Regions from separate parts of the Homo sapiens genome. Here regions 2 and 3 are each linked to region 1. Evidence: chromatin loops called from intact Hi-C (ENCODE). Cell type or tissue: dorsolateral prefrontal cortex. All regions are shown on one strand.

Region 1 (2,500 bases):
GTCCATATCTCTGTCAGCATTTTAGTCAAAACCATTAGACAAGTCTCTAGGAAGTTCCAAACTTTCTCACATCTTCCTGTCTTCTTCTGAGCCCTCCAAACTGTTCCAACCTCTGCCTGTTACCCACTTCTAAAGTCATCTCCACATTTTCAGCTATCTTTACAGCAGCCTCCCATTACCCAGTACCAAGTTACTGTATTAGTCTGTTTTCAGGCTGTGATGAAAAAATTCCTGAAACTGTGTAATTTATAAGGGAAAAAGGTTTAATTGACTCACAGTTCCACATGGCTGGAGAGCCCTCAAGAAACTTGCAATTATGGCAGGAGGCACCTCCTCACAGGGTGGCAGGAGAGAAAATGAGTGCCGAGAAGTGGGGAAAGCCCTTTATATAGCCATCAGATCTTGTGAGAACCCACTCACCATCATGAGAACAGCATGGGGGAAACTGCCCCCATGATTCAATTATTTCCACCTGGTCCCACCCTTGACACGTGGAGATTATCACAACTCAAGGTGAGATTTGAGTGGGGACACAAAGCCAAACCATATTACCAATTTTCCTTCTCGAATTAATGCTCACAGAGTTGATCTTTGTGCAATATCTTGCTATTTCCAAGTGGTCGAGGCACACTGAAAGCTTCTAATCCACCATCTTGGGAAAAAATAATCTCTCTCTCTCTATATATATATATTTTTTTATATATATGTATATTTTATATATATATAATATATATATAAAAGAGAGATATAGAGATATCTATGAGATACATATAGATATATATATTTATATATAAAAGAGATATAAATATAGAGATATATTTTTTATATATATATACACACATATATACATATAATGTTAAAAAGCATCTTTTCAAATAAATGCTGCTTGCATATGTTAATTTAGTTTGAACAATTTTGGAGTGGATTTCAGGACAGGAGAGAGAAAAAAGCAAAGAGCAAAACAACTCCACTCTAAAGGGAAGTCATAGTTCCTGGGTCTGAGTGGTGCTTCTTGCCTCCATCCTGCCCTGACCCTTCATAGTCTCGTGACTTTCACATTGCTCTAATAAGATATCAAAATTTGAGTGAGGGGTTCAGTTCCTATCTCTGTTCTCCCAGTAATGCAACAAAAAGGGTAACTTGTCCCTCCTCTTTACATTTTAAAATAAGGAAGGGTTGAATTAGCTCAGTGTTTCTCAAGGCTTGATTCACCTTAATTGACTGAAGAGCTTTTTAAAAATCCCAATTTCTTTGGCCCTTGTCATAGACATTCTGATTCCTTTTATTTGGCAGAAGACCCAGGCACTGACCTAATTTTTAAAAGTTCTGTATATGGTTCTCTTGTGCAGGCAGAATTGAGATCATTGGCTTTGCTAAGGTATCTCCAGCACTGACATCCTGTGACTAGGTGGATAATTTAACTCTTCCTAACTCTACAGAAAAAGTGAGAAGCTCTAGAGATTCCACTGGTAACCTCTTCAAGGTTATGTCACATGCTGCCACTAGATGGCGCAGGCAATTCTTGGGACGGAGGAGATTCTGGTTATTTGGGATTTTCATTTTCCCTGTGCAATATACTTGAGACACTCAGCTTAAGAAGCTTCGTGGGGGAATGACATTTTAGCTCCTTTCCCAAAGCTCGAGGCCCAGAAGGTAGAGCTGTTTTGCTTGACAAGTTGATAGAGAGAGACTCATTAAATAAACGTTCTATCGTCTGAAGGGAGAAAGTAAAACCCCCGGCATAAATATTAGTTCACATTTTTCTTATTATTTCCAGCAGGTGTGTGTTCTCCCCTTCTCTGTGTCTTTCTCTCTCTTACTCTTTGTTGGTGGCCTCTTTTTACCTTTATCTTTTCCCTTTTCTTGGTTTCTGTCTGTAACCACTGTTTGTAAACTGGTTATGATGAATTTACAGGTGGATTAAATCTTAGTTTGCCACCTTTGTCGTAGATAAAAATTTTAGGAATCCAAAAACGATACCTACACAATATTCTTAGAAGGGTGAACACATTCAGGTTACAATGGAAAAATTCTTATTCAGGAGACTTCCTCTGCAATGTTGTTTGTTCATAGCAGCTGTGGTAGCACCCGCCAAATCCAGGAAGAAAGAATTTTATGCCGTATCAGGGAAAAACAGTCAAAATCCTTTCCTCTTTACAGCACAATTCGGGTGACGGCCAAAGCTCTTAGTGTACATACAAGTAGGGGTTTTTGCACAATAATAGGGTGTGCTTCTCTGATGCTTTTCACTGGAAGACCACATAGCACATTGCTGCTTTATTCCATAAAGCTGCCTCTTTCCCCTGGGCTGTCAGAATAGGAAGATGTGTTGTGATTTTTTTTTTCAAAGAGATTGCATTCCTTCCCTGGCTTTGTCCCAGCCCAGCTGCTTGTTGTTCAGGGAGATGCTGCGCTTTTGGTGCCAGGATATACCACTGTGCTTTCTTTTTCCCTGAGTGACATATACTGATGGGTCACTGCCTGAAACAGTGGAACAAGG
Region 2 (2,500 bases), 530 kb after region 1:
AATTGCAGTATGCTCTATTGAATTTGGAGTATAGATTAATAGATTTTTCAGTAAATTTATTGTTATAACCAGTAAGCATTTTCATTCTATTTGGAGAAAAACTAATTTCACCCAAAATTTTTGAATCCAGGTTCCAATCAGTTCTAAACACGTTTGATGGCATGAAATTTCAATTTATTATATGACAAAACAAAAATATGTATATGCATCTTGTAAATGAGTTACATATATAAAAACTCCATCAATGACTCTTCCATTTTAAAATAGGAATTATGTGTCTTAGTGCTAAAAACTTAAATGAGTTTTCTCAAACTATTTTATTTATTATTGACTATGACCATCATATAGAATACCAGTGTAAATTGGATACTTCATAAATAGTGATTTACAGTTCATCGTATGCTGGAACTCAAGAACATTTTTCATAAGTTGGCTTTATTGTTTTCTGGACAAGGATTGTTCTTGCTTAGCATGACCTTGGTTCAGGTGATGAATTCTATTATAGAGCCAAAGAAGTTTATGTTTTTTTATCTCCTTTTCATCATTGTTTGGCTCTACGAAGATTAGATAATGCATGCTCTCTGGAAGATGTTGAATGCACATGAAATCATTATGTGAACACACTGCCAGTCTTAAAGCTGAAAATTATTTTGAATAGTGGATTTCAGAGCTGATCAACTTGGCTTGGTCTCCTTTTTCAACCTTAAAAGTTAGCATTTAGTGAATGAATATCACTAACTAATGTAAAGGTAAATGCCAACCAGATTGTGTTGTCTCTCAAGGATGGCCCATCTCATATATCCTCACATATAGAATACAAGTGCAGTGTTAGGGAAGAATTCAATTTTTCTGTGCTGCTATTTTACAGAATTTATTTTATTAGAGATCCAGTCCACTATTCTTCCTGCCAATTTTCCTATAAAGTCTGATGAGATCACCTAACTAAAAATTATTAGAAGCACTAAATTTGCTTTGAAAATAATAGTCACACAGAATTATTACTCTACTTAATCTTTGAATATAATGCTCTTATTCTTTTGTGTTCTAATAAACTTGGAAAATGATTATTCTTACAAGTTAACAAAATACTTAAAAGCTTACTAAGCATCTACAACATTCTAAGAACTATGTCAAGCCCTTCAGTTTTATTTTATTATTTGTCCTATGTTACTGATGGGGAAATTGAGAACTAGAAAAATACCTTTGCCTTCTGCCAGATCTTCTGATTGGAAGTGTTAAGTGCCCATGCCAGTTTCATTTTGTTAGATGAAGCAGATCTCATGGCCCAACCTGTCATCACTAGAATAGGAAGTCTTTCCAGAACCATCTCATCAGGGAGATGCAACAAATGTTTTGATATAAAAACATCTATGACCAATGCAATCATGTATCAGCAAATGCAATTAGAGATGATAGGAAAGGGCACACTATACTGCCTCCTGGTGGTTGTGAAACTTTCAGAGAGAAAGCTATGCATAAATTAAAAAGGACCTTTCAGGAAATGTAAACAGATAAAGACATGATACGAAAATGCCAGCTGTATTTGGGGAAGAATAAGCAGATCAGTTTGAGCGTAGACTTGTCTCTGAGGTAGTGATAGGAAATGTGGCGAAAAGTACATTTTGTGCCATGCTAAGAAGTTTTTACTCCATCCTTTAGGCAGTGTGTGTGTATGTGTGTGTGTCAGCAGGGGAGGTAAAAGAATCAGGAGTCTTAAAACTCCACAGCAATGAGAAGGTTTGAACTGGGTTCAAGATTGGCCAAGTGCAGTGGCAAATGCCTGTGATCCCAGCACTTTGGGAGGCTGAGGCAGTTGGATTATTTGAGATCAGGAGTTTGAGACCGGCCTGGTCAAAATGGTGAAACCCCATCCCCACTAAAAATACAAAATTAGCCAGGTAATTGGTAATTTTGGTAGCGGGCCTGTAATCCCAGCTATTCGGGAGGGTGAGGCAGGAGAATCGCTTGAACCTGGGAGACAAAGGTTGCAGTGAGCCGAGATGGTGCCACTGCACTTCATCCTGGGCAATGGCAAAACTCCATCTCAAAAAAAAAAAAAAAAAATCTGGCAGCAGTGGGTGGGGGTGAGGGAGGGCTTGGGGGTAAGGGTAGAAAGAGAAGGGAGTAGGCAACATCTACGGCAATCAATCCTCTTGGTGTCCATTGCACAGTCCAGGCAATGGCTTTACCAAGATGTGGAGGGTAGAGGGATAGACAATACTCAAGGGAGTTTTAGGCTCAAATAAGTACATGTTAATATGGTAATTCTTCCTTCAAATAGAAATACCTTAAATACAAACTGAAGTTTTGCAAAGCAAAATGAAGATGTTTTTTAAACAGTGTGCTTATTGAAAGTAACAACTTGGGCATAGTATTTTTCTTCTGACATGCATTACAAAAGGGACTCACACAGGTCGATTTTATAGGCAAAAGCTGGACAATGAAATACTGACTTGGCTTATATAAATAGTTTGAACTGAACTTAACCTTATGAGAAGAA
Region 3 (2,500 bases), 57 kb before region 1:
CAGATATGAAAGAGAACAATCTTCCTCTCCCATCTCCCTCTCCACTACTTCCACACGCTTGTGGTGAGGGGGGAGAAAACATTTAAAATGAAGAGGATAGGTTTTAAATAAGCAGAATGAGATGATTTTAGTGAGTGAAAGTGGCTGACAGTTATGAAAGAAAGACTGAGAGAAACTTATGAAGGAGTCTTTAAGGGAACTGCAGGAAAGTGGGGGTTGAAAAAGCATGGCTAGTTGCAGTTAGTGAAACAGTTTAAACTTTTTCATATTATTTCCTCATCAAATTGAGGCAACTCAAATTAGTTAAATATGCAAATGCTGGCTCATCCATTTTTTTCTTCTACAAATATAGGCAACAATTCATAGTGAAACAGTGGTTATCTTAGGAAGAGATATACTGAGAAATAGATAACCAAGAAACTTGGCTAGAGGTTTCTTTCCTTTTTCTTCTAATACATTTTCTTGTATACTTTGACCTTTTTTAAAACAATAGGGCTTATGGATAGAATTATGGGCCATTTTGTTTTCTACTTCGATACCATATATATCTACACACACACACTCCCTTAATTTTTAAAAGTAATTTTTAATTTTTGAATACGAATTTTAAATTTTTAATAAAAACATTTATTAAGAATTTTTTTTCTCATTCCAGAACTGGGAGCTCAGTAACGTTGGGGCCATAAGAAAACAAAATGTGTTTATTAGATACAAATTCAACTGTTACAGTAAACAATGAATATCTCAAGTTTTGATATGAACCTATTTTTAATATAAATGTGTCAAATTATATAGAAGTTCAATATAAAGTACTTTTGACTTACTTTTGCAAAGATTGAAAGAACTATGAAAAAAAATTACTGTAATTTTTTTTAAACACATACTGTTCTATGGAAGTATTACACCGAATTACTGCATTGATTCCAATGATATTCCAACTGAAATAAAATATTTGAACCACGGCATTAACTCCATTCCTTTTTTGCTGATGTTAGGACATACATTACCACTAGGTGGCAATATATAATTAGCATTCCATTTACTTTGCAGCCAAACACATTTGCATTTGCAACATTCAAAGTAGGTAGCAAATACCTTTCAAATATTTATCTAAAATACAGTATTGCTCAGAGCATCTTATTAAAACAATACAGTTTAGGGTAATAAAGGAAGCATATCCCTTTTTTTCTGGATTTGAATTCAAATCACTAAAATTCATTAGTTGGGTTCGATGATTACTAGGACTTAACTGCAAGTTGTACATGCTATATTCTCAAGATATAAGACTAAAAATAAAATATTTATATTAAGATATAAAAATAAAGAAATGATATCACTGATAAATCATAATGGTTATTTTATGTGTTTTCAGAAACTCTCAAACTAACAAGCACTTTGTTGCAGCTTCATTTATTTGTTTTGATATGTTGATATTAATGCAACCCATCTTTAGAAGAGATAGCCAAGTCACTGAAATGTCACTGAAAGAAGAATGAAGACACACAAACAGGATAGTTCTGTTCCTCTCCTCACAGTACTTCCTCAGGGTGTTACTGGGGAGAGTTTTTGGCCTTGTATTATCAAAAGGTTTGTAACTTTAAAAACAGATGTCCAGTGTCTGGGCAGGGCATTTCTGAAAAAAAGGCAGCAGCCCCAGTCAGGGAATTACAGATAAAACCCCTATCTCCCTAGGACAGAGCACCTGGGGGAAGGGGTGGCTGTGGGCACAACTTCAGCAGACTTAAACATTCCTGCGTGCCGGCTCTGAAGAGAGCAGTGGATCTCCCAGCACAGTGCTCGAGCTCTGCTGAGGGAAAGACTGTCTCCTCAAGTGAGTCCCTGCCCCCCTGTGCTTCCTGACTGGGAGACACCTCCCAGCAGGGGTCGACAGACACCTCATACAAGAGAGCTCCGGCTGGCATCTGGCGGGTGCCCTCTGGGACAAAGCTTCCAAAGGAAGAAACAGGCAGCTATCTTTGCTGTTCTGGAGGCGCCACTGGTGATCAATATCAACAAAAAGGACATCCACTCAGAAACCCCATCTGAAGGTCACCAACGTCAAAGACCAAAGGTAGATAAATCCACGAAGATGGGAGAAACCAGTGCAAAAAGGCTGAAAATTCCAAAAACCAGAATGCTGCTTCTTCTCCAAAGGATCACAACTCCTTGCCAGCAAGGGAACAAAACTGGGTGGAGAATGAATTTGACAAATTGACGGAAGTAGGCTTCAGAAGGTGGGTAATAACAAACTCCCCTGAGCTAAAGGAGCATGTTCTAACCAAATGCATGGAAGTTAAGACCCTTGAAAAAAGCTTAGAGGAATTGCTAACTAGAATAACCAGTTTTGAGAAGAACATAAACGACCTGATGGAGCTGAAAAACACAGCATGAGAGCTTTGTGAAGCATACACAAGTATCAATGGCCAAATTGATCAAGCAGAAGAAAGGATATCAGAGATTGAAGATCAATTTGATGAAATAAAGCATGAAGACAAGGTTA

The links. Peaks named below come from ENCODE experiments on the same cell type or tissue, not always from the same donor. Only the 100,000 strongest peaks of a DNase experiment are listed, where the experiment ranks them.
Region 2: a loop joins it to region 1, with 18 times the contacts of the local background. A loop is called at or near these places in 6 of 110 quality-filtered maps.
Region 3: it touches region 1 in a loop (3-fold over the local background); 3 of 110 quality-filtered maps call a loop at or near these places.

Annotation. Positions count from the first base shown.
Region 1 is chr2:210,501,689-210,504,188 of GRCh38, forward strand. It overlaps a transcript of CPS1 not described here. Among named protein-coding and RNA genes, the nearest start is that of LANCL1, 26 kb to the left of the region's middle. In dorsolateral prefrontal cortex, CTCF peaks have their summits at 1,514 (motif pointing right) and 1,715; DNase peaks (open chromatin) are centred at 1,523 and 2,403; H3K4me3 peaks cover 1,147 bases; H3K27ac peaks cover 2,500 bases.
Region 2 is chr2:211,034,301-211,036,800 of GRCh38, forward strand. All of the region lies in intron 2 of LOC107985978 (a long non-coding RNA gene), which reads left to right. Among named protein-coding and RNA genes, the nearest start is that of CPS1-IT1, 420 kb to the left of the region's middle. In dorsolateral prefrontal cortex, a CTCF peak has its summit at 1,448 (motif pointing left); no DNase peak of the experiment used is centred here.
Region 3 is chr2:210,444,303-210,446,802 of GRCh38, forward strand. All of the region lies in intron 4 of LANCL1 (LanC like glutathione S-transferase 1), which reads right to left. The region is part of intron 2 of LANCL1-AS1 (LANCL1 antisense RNA 1); the gene reads left to right. Among named protein-coding and RNA genes, the nearest start is that of LANCL1, 31 kb to the right of the region's middle. In dorsolateral prefrontal cortex, CTCF peaks have their summits at 999 (motif pointing right) and 1,202; no DNase peak of the experiment used is centred here; H3K27ac peaks cover 1,249 bases.